2 separate regions of the Homo sapiens genome follow, and region 2 is linked to region 1. The links are chromatin loops, found by intact Hi-C in ENCODE. Cell type or tissue: OCI-LY7. All regions are shown on one strand. Each heading gives the region's core, and the rest is flanking DNA. Links, peaks and the distances in the headings are about the cores only. Region 1 overlaps TMEM63A (transmembrane protein 63A). Region 2 has its middle 10 kb from the start of MIR6741.

Region 1 (6,217 bases), core at 1,909-4,408:
TGATTCTGGAATGTTAGTGTTCTGTGGGGACAGGATCACAGACACTGTGACTCCCTTGGTGCAGGGTCTGTCCCACAGACCCTGACCCAGCGACGGATGAAAGACATACACTGCCGGGTGCGGTGGCTCTCGCCTGTAATCCCAGCACTTTGGGAGGCAAAGGTGGGCGGATCACGAGGTCAGGAGATCGAGACCATCCTGGTTAACATGGTGAAACCCTATCTCTACTAAAAATATAAAAAATTAGCCGGGCATGGTGTCAGGCGCCCGTAGTCCCAGCTACTTGAGAGGCTGAGGCAGAAGAATGGCATGAACCCAGGAGGCGGAGCTTGCAGTGAGCCGAGATCGCACCACTGCACTCCAGCCTGGGCAACAGAGACTCTGTCTCAAAAAAACAGACAGACAGACATACACTGACAGATATTTTGCCTGTCAGTGCGGCTAAGGGGCTCTGCAGCCTGAGTCTGCAGTGTAGTCCTCAATGCCAGGCGAAGTTCGCATTTATTTAGTACAGACTAAATGACAAAGGTCTCGAGTAAACACCACTAGAGGGTAATTAACATTGCCGACCCCCTGAATAGCGAGCAATCATGCACCAGTGGATGATCAAAGGTTGGTCTTAGGACCACATGAGTAAACAAGCTATTTAGGTAAACTCCCCCACATTCCTATGTATCTGCACCCTAAGCTTTTAAGAGAATTCAGCTGCCTTCAGCCAAACCCTTTACTGAAGCTATGCAAACCTCTCGGCTTTCCAAGAAGGTTTGTGTCTATTTCCTATAACTTTATCTTAAATTTTCTCCCACCACCCTGACCGATCCCCTACACCTTGGGGTCACAGATAAGTGAGGAAGTGGGTAGGAGAGAGAAAGTGAAAAAAAACTAGTAGCCAGAGGTGCAGGATGCCTCATTTTGTGTTCAGGCAGTAGAGCAGCAGCCCCAGCCCTGGCTCCTTGCCAAAATAGCCGCCCCGGAGAGGAAGAGGACAGAGGTGTCTGTGTGGCCCTGCGAGGTCTCCAGCTCACAGCCCCATCCCCTGCAGGCCTCATCTACATCCTGCTCAAGCACATGGTGGACCGGCACAACCTCTACTTCGTCTACCTCCCAGCCAAGCTGGAGAAGGGGATCCACTTTGCCGCTGTGAACCAGGCCTTGGCAGCCCCCATCCTGTGCCTCTTCTGGCTCTACTTCTTTTCCTTCCTGCGCCTGGGTGAGCAGCCCTTCTGACCTGGGGCCAGCCCTTGGCCTCCCAGCCCTGCATCCCCACCAGCCAGTCAGATCCCTCATTGCTTTCACAGCATCAGCATGGCATCCAGTCAGAATGTGGTGCCCAGAGTGAGGGCTGGTTAGGTGTCCCATCAGAACGTGGTACCCAGAATGAGGGTTGGTTACATGTCTAGTCAGAATGTGGTGCCCAGAGTGAGGACTGGTTAGGTGTCCAATCAAAACATGATACCCAGGGTGAGGGGCTGGTTGGGTGTGGTGTTGACAGCCTGGCTCCTAAGCTAGCCCGAGTGCAGGTGTAACCCTTGTGAAGGCCTGGTCAATTGTCCCATACATCCCTGGAGAGAAGATAGTGCCTTTATCAGCTGTGCAGGGACTGAACCAGAGGAAATGGGGAAGCTGATCCAGATTTGCCCTTTGAGGCTGGTGGTTGGGCCCAGCTCCTTGTACCTCCTGGCATGGAAGAGGTGGGGACGTGGAGGAGAGAAAACTGACACTCCTGGGGGAAAGACACGTCTGCCCCGGTCAGACTGGGGGTGTGGGAGGGTCCATCCTCTCTAGCCCAGGGCACTGGAGACTGGAGGGAACGGACCAGCAAGGAGGCTGAAGAATTGCCATTGACTTGGCACCCCAGTGCCTGAAATCTGACCAGGGATGATGCCAGTCATTCAGTGGGTCCCTCTGTGTGTTCCTGGCTGTGAAGACACCATCCTTGCTGCTGGAGTTGAGGGGTGGGGGTGGGGGGTTAGGCCTTACCTTTATTTTCTGCCTGAGGGAGAAGTCACGGGCAGTTTCCACACCAGGTGCGGCCCCTTCCTCAGCAGGGTGAGGGTAGGTGGTGGCCCCTCCCTGCCCACCCCAAGGCTAGCCACCCTCTATCACCAGGTATGAAGGCCCCCGCCACTCTGTTCACCTTCCTGGTGCTGCTGCTCACCATCCTGGTCTGCCTGGCTCACACCTGCTTTGGATGCTTCAAGCACCTCAGCCCTCTGAACTACAAAGTAAAGGCCCCCGACCCCACTGCCCGGTCAAGCCCTGGGAGGAACAGATGGTGGGACGGGCTCGCTGTCAACCCCGCCCACCCTTGTCTGTATCAACACAGCAGCAGCCTTCTCCAGATTCTGCTTCTCCATGGGAAAGGCGTGGGTGGTTGGGTGCCATGTGTAGCTTCCCTTCCTCCCCTCATCCCTGCACTCCCCCACCCCATCCTCTCTCGGGCTGCTGGGGAGCTTGGTGCCAGCTGGTACTATTATTCCGGGTGTTAATAGTCTGTGTGTTTGGAGGGTGTTTGTTCACAGAGATCAGTTTTGTTTATCATCGCAAGTTTTTGCTGTTATCTGCAGACAGAAGAGCCTGCAAGTGACAAAGGAAGTGAGGCAGAGGCCCACATGCCCCCACCGTTCACAGTAAGCTGTGCCCCTCAGCCTCTGAGCTTGTCGCCCTTTTTTTTGCTTTGGTTGTAACAGTCCCAACCAGATGGGCCCCGGCAAATCTTTGATCATCTCTTGCTAAGATCACATGGCAGGCAAGTTTGTGAATTAATGGCAGAGAAGGAATCCTGGTCCCCCTGGGTATTTTAACCTGCATATTTGAAACTGTTGAGGAGATAGAGTCTTGTCTCGATTCATGGCCATCCCCCTTGGTTTCAGTTCCCTGCTCTCTTTCCTTCTCTGCATATTTAATGCCTGGTGAGTTTGGGGCTTTAGTGAAGGCACATGGTAAGGCGCTAGGGTTTGACAAAGGTTTGTCATCAGCGATGCACCTGCCTGTGCGAGGTCCTCCACTAGGCTCCAAGAGGGTGTCAGGCAGACTTCCCTTTGAATTCAAGAAATGAACATTGCACCTGCTTCAGAGGAAGACCCCATGGTAGAGAGACACAGGGCTCCTTGCCTTCCTAGTTCTCTCTGCACACAGCCTCCAGGGTCCTGCTCCTAGGGTGGGGCTGGGAAGGGAAAGCAGAGCCCCAGGGTTCCAGAGCTGTAGTCACCAGCCTTCCTGACAGCCGTGGCCAGGACAGAGCCGACCTCATCTGCAGGGTTCTTTCTGGTGGCTGCCTCCCAGGTGTCAGGCTCTCTTATCGGTGTCTGTCCTTGGACAAGTTCCAAACAAGGGAGGGCCTCAGAAGGACTCATTACCCAGCGACACACCTGTGGCTATGCTGGCCAAGCAGGGAACATGCAGGACAGGTGGATGATGTCAAGCCCTCACAGCCAGGGTCTCAGGAGGAGTATGGCAGGGCTCTGTGCCTGGGGTCAGTGGCTGGAGCCTGGGATTGGGAGGAAATGAGACTCAAAATGAGACTCACACAGATATGTTGAGCATCCCAGGGGTCCCAGGGCAGCGTTCTAAGCCCCCCTATATAGGTAGACTTGTTTCTTCTACAAAGTGAGAAATCCTCCTAGGATCCAGGGCTAGGAAGTTTAGTTTCCTCTGAGAACTGCTCTCTTGTGCTTCCTTCTGTGATCATGAGAACTGTATAACTGTGCTTTCTCTTTTGCCCTGGCTGCTAGGAAATTCTGCAGGTGTCATATTTTCGGTCTTAATGTCCTAAATGGATGTCGGTGTTTCTTCATATGTCCTTTATGGCCACTGTCTGTGTCCTGTTGGGAGAAGGGCAGGAGGGGAGGGATGCAGTGTGGAAGCTCATGCCTGTCCAGGCCAAGCACAAATCCATTTGCTGACAGCCCTACGTGCCTCGGATTCTGAACGGCTTGGCCTCGGAGAGGACAGCACTGTCTCCGCAGCAGCAGCAGCAGCAGACCTATGGTGCCATCCACAACATCAGCGGGACTATCCCTGGACAGTGCTTGGCGCAGAGCGCCACGGGCAGTGTGGCTGCTGCCCCCCAGGAGGCCTGAGGCTGGGTGAGCTGCTGGCTGGGCCAGGCTCAGGGGAGCCTGTGGGGTGAGAAGACAGGTGAAGCGGCCTGACTCCCAAGTTCATGACTTCTTCCCATCTGTTTTAGGTCTCACTGCTCTGAAAAGACACAACCAGAATGGCCTGGGGCTCAGGCCCTTGGCTGAGTGGGAATGCGTTGGGACTGCCCAGCTGAGCTATCAGGTGCCCATCTTTTCTGGTCCCAGCAGTGGTGAGGAGAGCACAGGCAGGCCTCGCCCCTCCCTTGCTCACCCAGTTTCCCCTCCGGCACAAGCTTCCAGCTCTGCAGCTGGGGTGACATCCCCAGTGGTTTGTCGCCAAGACCATGTGGTGGACTTTTCGCCCCCCAAACTGATGAGTCCGGGAGAATATATGGAGAGAGAGATGTAACAAGGGGAAGGCCTCCTCCCTTCTGAGCACACACACAACCGATAACCAAAGAGATGCTGCAGTCCAGGTCTGAGGTCCCGCTGGCATCCAGCTCCCTGCTCCATGGCCAGTCCCTCCCCAGCCCAGCAGTCCCTCCAGGCTACATCCAGGAGTAAGCTATGGGGAACAGGTTGGGAGGTGGCCAGTGCTCCTGCCAGCTGTGCACACATCTCTGTATCCCGCTAGAGTTCTGTGTTTTTGTATCATGTTGTCAGGGACGCTAGCTGGGTCAGGGTTACCCCATAGCAGGCAGGGACAAGGACCACTCATAATATGCCCATTGGACCACAGTTAAGATCCAGCCTCTCTCACCTCTTCAGGGCTGAGTGCATGAGTCTGCACCTCCAGGCAGGCTCTGTGCAGTACTCACCCCCTCCGTCTGCTCCCTCCAAGGTGTGGGGGTGGGCAGTGCTCAGGGCCTCCTCGGAGCCAAAGGACAGCATGGTCGGCACAGAGGAAGGGGTACCTGGGCTGGGTGCAGGGCCATCCCACTGCCCTTGAGCTGTGGCTCTGGCAGGAAGGAGGGGCAGCCCATCCCTCTTCTCCCTCCTGGGGATTCTGGGGAATGGGATGCAACTTAAGACTTCTGCCTGAGAAGCCTCCTCCCTGCTGCCTCCAGGGGGCACCAAGGCACAAGCCTGTGCAGTAGGGGCGGGATGGGGGTGTGGAAGAGCAGGTCCAGGCTCCTAGCACAACTGGCCTGGGGCCTTGGCACCTCTGTAGGCCCTGCCTGTGCCTGTCCGCTGGCCTGGGGGGCCTGGGCTTATCTGGGCCTTCTCACTCAGGGACTCTCTTGACGCTGACTTGCCCCCGCAGTGGTGGCCAGTGCTGCCTCTGCTCCAAGCTGCCCCTGCGCTGGGAGGGGTGGGGGCGGTGCCATTGGTCTGGTGCAGCATAGCCCTGGCCAGTGGCCTCATCCCCAGCAGGCCTCCCGTGCCTCTGCCAGCAAGGAGGGGCCGGCCAGCTCTGCTTGCACAGGGGGCCCCATGTGGGGTCAGCGCACGCTCATGTCACTGAGTTCCAGCCGCTTTTAGAGTAAAGTCGTTTATCATCAAAGCCATGTTGCTTACCACACGGAGTTGGGGGTTGGGGAGTGAGCTTGGAGGGGTGAGGGGGTGAGCGTGGGCTCCCAGCATGGGCAGGGGACGGAGGCAAACTCATTCCTCAGAAAAGGGGTATCTTCCCCAAGAAAAGCCTGGAGGGCACTTGTGGGGGGAGGTGGCAGGCGGGGGGAGAGGGGTGGGTCATTGCCGCTCCAGCACCGACAGGAACTTGCGGATGTCCTGGGCGAGCAGCTCCGGCTCCTCAAAGGCCGCAAAGTGGCCCCCACGAACCATGTAGGAATAGGAGATGAGCTTTGGGTACTTGAACCTCACCCACTTTTCAGGCGTGTGCAATAGCTCAAAAGGGAAGGCAGAGAAGCCAGTGGGCACATAGACCTTCATCCTGGAAGTGAAAGAGCCGACGGAGGGGTGAGGCTGTGGCCCTGCGCCCCTCCGTCCTGCACAGCAGGGGGTTAAAGCGCCTGGGGGTGAGATCAGCTGGCCCACCCACAAGGAGCCATAAAGAAAAGGACAAATCCAGGGTCTCAACCGCTCTCCCCTCACTGAGGGCCTTCTCTTTTCTGGGAGGGCCACCCAGGCAGGGGCATGGGACAGCCTCTAAATCCCCACCTTTGAGGGTTTCC
Region 2 (6,217 bases), core at 2,335-4,834, 64 kb before region 1:
GTCCCCTGCAACTGTTACTAAGCAACGCTCTCCAAAGAAACACCGAGAGTCAGCCTCAGCCCAAGGGGCTGGCTGCGCTTTCCTTCACTGTTTCAAGCAGGAGAGCTAGTCCTTTCTGCACATCTGAGCAAAATACTTGTAAAGCCTTGACTTGTATTCACTTTTACCAATAAACTAGATGGAACACAGAAGTGGATATTGTGATTATATGAAGTCCATAGCATTTTGAAAATGAAATACCCCGCTTTTCAAGGTCCAAGCCAGTGTGGGTAGTATACTACCTTTATGTAAGAAAGGGGGAAAATACAAAATTGGATAAAGAAATTCTAGAAGGATATACCAGAAACCACTAAAACAGTACCTGGTTGTGGGGGGCAGTGGGAATGTGGCAGATAGGGGCAGGGCAGGAGGGAGACCTTTCATTACAAACCTCTTTGTATAGTATTGATTTAGGAATCACATAAGGGGATTGCTTAGTTACAAAATGCATTTGGACAGCCTTTAGAGGGGCCAGGCTGCCCTGGCCATGCGGTACTGAAGCAGGATGCGTGGCCCCACGTGGTCAGTCAAGGTGGGAGCACGTCCTGTGTGCCCTACTTTGGCCTCGAGCTGTGTCTTGGACACTCCTGCAGGAACACTTAGCATGAGAGCTGGGCTGCAGGCCATCTTCCCAATCCTAGTGCATGGTACCCAATAAACACAGCTGAACAAATGCTTGAATGAATGACAGCTCTTCTGCTTGAATGTCAGGTTGGGCTGTTGCCTGAGTGCCCAACGAGGTCTCTGGTGTATTGGGGTGAAAACTCTGTGCAACTCCTAGACTGTCCTTGGACCTGGTCATTCCTGGTTTGGTTTTTTAAAGTATTTATTTTTTTGTTTATTTATTTACTTATTTATTATTTTTTGACACGGAGCTCAGGCTGGAGTGCAGTGTAGATCTCTGCTCACTGCAACCTCCACCTCCCTGGATCAAGCAATTCTCTAATTTTTTTGGTATTTTTAGTAGAGACGGGGCTTCCCCATGTTGGCCAGGCTGGTCTCAAACTCCTGACCTGGTGATCTGCCTGCCTTGGCCTCCCAAAGTGCTGGGATTACAGGCATGAGCCACTGCGCCTGGCCCTGGTTTGTTTTTGACTTTCTTTTATTCAATCAGCAGGTGTTGATTGAGCACTGAAGGGCTGTGCTTGTGCCCGATTGGCTGGGATGTGGGGAAGCCTAGTACGTTTCTGTCCTGGCCACTTTGCCTCATGGGTGCTCTATGAGTGTGCCTGCTCCTCCCCCCGTGTGTTGCCCAAGAGCCTGTTCAGTACATGGATACTTCAGAGGCATCCTCCCAATTCTTACAGCTTTAGGCTTCTTCAGGTAACAGGGAAGTACCTCAGGAATATTCAAGTAAAAAGGGATTGGGATGGTTATCAAATTTATAACAGTTTTCCATTTTAGGAAGGATTATGTGGATAAATGTTCTGTCCTCCTTGAAAATAAGTGACTGAAAACACATGCTGGTGGGCTGCAGCAGAGCATGTGAGGTTTGGCTGGACATCAGAGACTTGTCAATTGAGGTACTTTGATATTGAGCGACCACGAGAGGCTGAGAAACCAGTGTGGGGTCCGGCGTGGTGGCTCACGCCTATAATCCCAGCACTTTGGGAGGCTGAGACAGATGGATCACTTGAGGTCAGGAGTTTGAGATCAGCCTGGCCAACATGGTGAAACCCCGTCTCTACTAAAAATACAAAAGTTAGCCCAGTGTGGTGGTAGGTGCCTGTAATCCCAGCTATTCAGGAGGCTGAGGCAGGAGAATCACTTGAACCCGGGAGGCTGAGGTCGCAGTGAGCCGAGATCGCTCCACTGCACTCTGGCCCAGACGACCGAGCAAGACTGCATCTCAAAAAAACAAAACAAAACAAAAAGAAACCAGTGGGGGTATGTACCTCTCAGTTACTGCTCCACCCTGAATTCTAAGATATGTGAATATGAAATTAGAATTTCATGTGTAGTATCTTTTCAATTAAATTACAATAAAGATTGCTTTCCTTCTGCCAGTGTAGTTAATGAACTTCTGGTAACAGTAAGAGCAAAGGCCTGAGTTCTAATCCTCACTGCTCAGGTGACTTCAGGTAAGTCATTAGTCTGCTTTGGTTTCAACTTATTATTTCATTAAAATGGGAAATAGATAATACTTGCTCATCCTTCTCTCAGGGTGGTCAGTTGCTTTGGGCAAAGCCTTTGGGTAACCTGGGTCACTGTGCAGCCGGGAGGCCCCTGGGCAGGTGACCATGTTGCTTTGACACAATCCCTCCCCCTTCTACAATCCCACACACTGCAAGCTTTCCTCTTTCCTAAGATGGGAAGCCCAGCCAATGCTCCTTGTCAAGCAACTTCACATATATGACTTGAGGCGTAGAAGCTTTAAAAACAAACACGTGTCTTCTTTTTATGCACCAGATCTGGTTTTACGCATGCAAGGCCCATGATCTCATTTAATCTTTAATAATTATGATGTAGTTATTTGGAAAACTCAGGCTTGGACAAGTTGGGAGCACAGCCAGTGAGGGGAAAGGCCTGGGTGCCAATCCAGGTATGTCTAAAACCAAGACCCGTTTTACAGTGCACTGACCTGACCTTCCATGTGCAGGCACTGCTGCCCTCACTGCTCTCACTGAGGGGTCCTCTGGCTGGAAAACAAGGAATGATCCCCCAAAACTAGGCTAGGTGAGAAGGTGGAGATGTAGGCAGAGGGTGATGCTGTGGGGATCCCTGGATAGGTGCCTGGGAAGAAGGCCCAAAAAACAGGGGGGGATGGGGACTGGCCTCCATATAGCCTGCAGTGGTGTGGGGACCTTGCCTGAGTCACTGGGAAACCCACTCAGAGAAGCAAATATTTTAATTTTTTTGTTTTGTAGAAACAAATATAACCATCATTACTATCTGCTCTTTGAATTAAGGGAAAGGAACAAGAAATGAGCATTTATAAAGTTATGCCATTGCCCGGATCCCCGCATAATGCTCCCTTTGCCCTAAACAGTGTATCTTTCTGCTGAACCCCACGGCCTTCCCCAGTGCCCCGCTGTCTTGCTCACGCCCCATCTCCGGGGCTGCCTCTTCTCTCCCCAGCTCCTTCCTGGGCCATTGGTCCTTGGCATCCTGGACTGTCAGTTATTTTCTCATGAACACAAGTCTTTGCTCTATAGTAGCGCTTCTGGGCTGACAAGGGGCTGTCACTCGTCGCATCCAGCAGGAGTCCCACGGCGATCTGGAGGCACGTAGGGAGGGGGCATCCCCATCCCTGTCCCCATCGCCATTCCCGTCCCCCATAGGAAGAACTCAAGGCACCCATCCAAGATGACTGGGGAAGCCGGTGTCAAAATCTCAGCCTCCAGACTCGAGTCTTCTTTCCCGTTTTCCCCACTCAGCTCACAGAAGAGTTCCTAAGAAGACCCTTGAGGACAGCATTGTATTTTTAGTAAAGACGGGGTTTCACCATTTTGGCCAAGATGGTCTCTATCTCTTGACCTCGTGATCCGCCCGCCTAGGCCTCCCAAAGTGCTGGGATTACAGGCGTGAGCCCCCGCGCCTGGCTAGTGGTTCCTAAAAAACGTCCCTTCGCGGCTCCAAGCGGTCCCGGCCGCCCGCGGCCGAGGAGGACCTCCCCGCGCCGCCAGAGGGCGCCAGGCGCCACAGCCGAACTCCCCAGGCCGCCAGCCCCGGCCTGGTTGGAGAGAAACCGGGTGCAAACCCCAGCCCCGGCTGGGTGCCCACCTGCTAGTTGTGGCAGGTCATTTCCTGAGTTCACATAGCAAAGCAGCTCAGAGTTGGATCTAGGGGAAAGCGCTGGAATCCACGCTCCGCTTCCCCACGCAGCCTCGCCTGTGGCCCCAGCAGCGCCCTCTGCACATGGGAGGTCGGGCAGCTTAGCGGAGCTCCCCGGCCAGGGACTCAGGCCTCACCAGGGGCCCGCGTGTCCAGCCTGACGTGGGCCATCTGAATCGAAATACACCCATCTTGCTCAAGACGAGGCCTAGAGAGTCAGTCACTTTAACGACAGGTGACCTTGGGTGAGTTATTCAACCTCCAAGAACTTATCTGTCAAGTGAGGGTGAGAAGGATCCCCACCTCATGGGCTGAGATGAGGATTCAATGAGATAAAGGCTGGGCTTGGTGTCTGGCAGGACAGCGCTAATAACCAGAGGTTGCTGTGGTGTTGATTATAACTGTTAGGGAAACTGAGGCCTGGAGAGGTTAACTGGAAAGACAGGACCCAGCACCGGAAGTGGGTCAGGCTCCACTCTGGGAGGGTTCAGGGTCCTTGTTCCCCAGGGCACCGCTGGCTCCAGACCTGGTTCCCAAACCTAATTGATCATCTGCCTTTTTAAATTAAGGGAAATAGAGAGGAAACTAGCATTTATTGAGTTCTGTTTCCAACCTTATTACCCTTGACTCCTCAAAATGCTTTTTCTATCTGAAAACCAGACCTGTGCTTAACTGTACAACCCACTGTTACTAGTCACCTCATTTTCTCCACCAGAAATGCCTTCTCCTTGTCTTTTCTGCCTCTCTGAATGTGACAGACCCTCATCTCCCACCCCAAAGCTTGGAATCAGAATCTCTGGAGGTTCCACTGGAGATGCTGACCCTCAGCTGGGTGTGGGGCCACTGCCTGTGGAGCTTGATGAATCCTTGTTAAATTGAATTGAGCTGGTTGTGGCCTGCAGCCAACATTCCTAGGTGTCCAAAGAGATAGACCAGAAAGAAGGTGAAGAGGAAACACTGTAATTACCAGTCAATATATATTTATTTAGATCATGGGCACATAAAATGCAAATTATTCATGGACCAGGACCCCCTATGTTAGGGTGTCAATATCCCGACACATTCAGGGCCAGCCCTGGGAAATGGAGTTCCAGGCAAAGAGAAGCCTCAGGGCATTGTGGAGGTAAGGCTGGTGGGGAGGATAGAGAGAGAAGCTGGACTTCCTATAAACTTGAACTTCCTCTGCTGTGTAAAAATTCAGTGGGGTGAGGTGCAAAAAGCACCTGCCTCAACCCGCCCTGCTTGCATGCACACATTCATTCATTTATTTCAATCCTCACCTATTGAGTGTCCACTGTGGGCCAGACCGGGTGCTACGCATACAATCAGACCTGATCACTTTATTCCCCACTGGAGTTCCTGGTCTGGTGGAGGAAATCAGGATACAAAGAAGTGATTGCAAATTCCATATGACAAGTTAATAAATGGTGGCAGTGAGGAGCACTGGGAGAAGGGAGGAGGTGTTCAGGAAGACTTGGCAGAGAATGTCAGGTTGGACATGGGTTAGAAAAGATGAGGGGAGTTTTCCAGCTGGAGAAGTGTTAAAGGACCAGGGTGCTGAGGAGTGGCACCCTGGGTGATGGGCACTGCTTGTGCCCAGGTAGGGTGGCGGGAACCAGTGCCCAGTGTTGGTAAAGTCCTTCATATGATGGAGTGAAGAGTGAGTGTGTGCTGGGTGTGTGTGTGACTGGACAACAGGTGAGTCTGAACAATGAAGATGCTGGACTTGGCACAGTGGAAGGCAGCTGAGGCAGCAAGAGGTTAATTTGTTTTGTTTTGTTTTGTTTTGTTTTGTTTTGTTTTGTTTTGTTTGAGAAAGTCTTGCTCTGTTGCCCAGGCTGGAGTGTAGTGGTGTGATCTCAGCTCACTGCAACCTCTGCTTCCTGGGTTCAAGCGATTCTCCTGCCTCAGCCTCCTGAGTAGCTGGGACCACAGGTGTGTGCTACCACGCCTGGCTAATTTTTGTATTTTTAGTAGAAATGGGGTTTCACCATGTTAGCCAGGCTGGTCTCGAACTCCTGACCTCAGATGATCCGCCTGCCTCGGCTTCCCAAAGTGGTGGGATTACAGGCATAAGCCACCGTGCCCAGCCTAAGAGGTTTTTAAGTAGGGAGGGATCAGCCCTAATTTTTGCTTAAGAAAGAAAACTCCAGAAATGTTGGAAAACAGTGCCTTGAGTCTTGCAGCCATTTGGGTATAAAAGATGAGGGAAGCCAGTTGAAGAGGGTAATCCACAAGGCTTAAAGAGCCTTGGCTTCCCCCAGTGTATCCCCCTAATATCAATTGCTTGTTTAAAATTCAATTTGTTTAATGCACAGATAAGCTAAAACCTCCACCGTCTACAGGGTTCCTGTTGTTTGCTCAGTGCAGAGCACAATGGCTATTGTTTAGCAGGTATTTAATG

The links. Hi-C counts contacts between places; a loop is a spot of excess contacts. Peaks named below come from ENCODE experiments on the same cell type or tissue, not always from the same donor. Only the 100,000 strongest peaks of a DNase experiment are listed, where the experiment ranks them.
Region 2: a loop joins it to region 1, with 4 times the contacts of the local background. A loop is called at or near these places in 17 of 110 quality-filtered maps.

What each region holds. Positions count from the first base shown.
Region 1 is chr1:225,844,905-225,851,121 of GRCh38, reverse strand. It overlaps TMEM63A (transmembrane protein 63A), which reads left to right. Exons shown (of 25, transcript NM_014698.3): 21 at 1,043-1,210; 22 at 2,110-2,225; 23 at 2,568-2,630; 24 at 3,909-4,088; 25 at 4,190-5,586. The coding sequence ends at 4,082. It overlaps EPHX1 (epoxide hydrolase 1), which reads right to left. Exons shown (of 9, transcript NM_001136018.4): 9 at 5,559-5,976. The coding sequence ends at 5,775. Among named protein-coding and RNA genes, the nearest start is that of TMEM63A, 34 kb to the left of the region's middle. RefSeq lists enhancers at 346-892, 2,721-2,770, 4,406-5,216. In OCI-LY7, for the core only: a CTCF peak has its summit at 2,921; DNase peaks (open chromatin) are centred at 2,251, 2,641 and 2,951; H3K4me3 peaks cover 1,971 bases; H3K27ac peaks cover 2,500 bases.
Region 2 is chr1:225,908,960-225,915,176 of GRCh38, reverse strand. No RefSeq gene overlaps it. Among named protein-coding and RNA genes, the nearest start is that of MIR6741, 10 kb to the left of the region's middle. RefSeq lists a silencer at 3,563-3,752 and enhancers at 3,893-3,942, 3,953-4,012. In OCI-LY7, for the core only: a CTCF peak has its summit at 3,686 (motif pointing right); no DNase peak of the experiment used is centred there.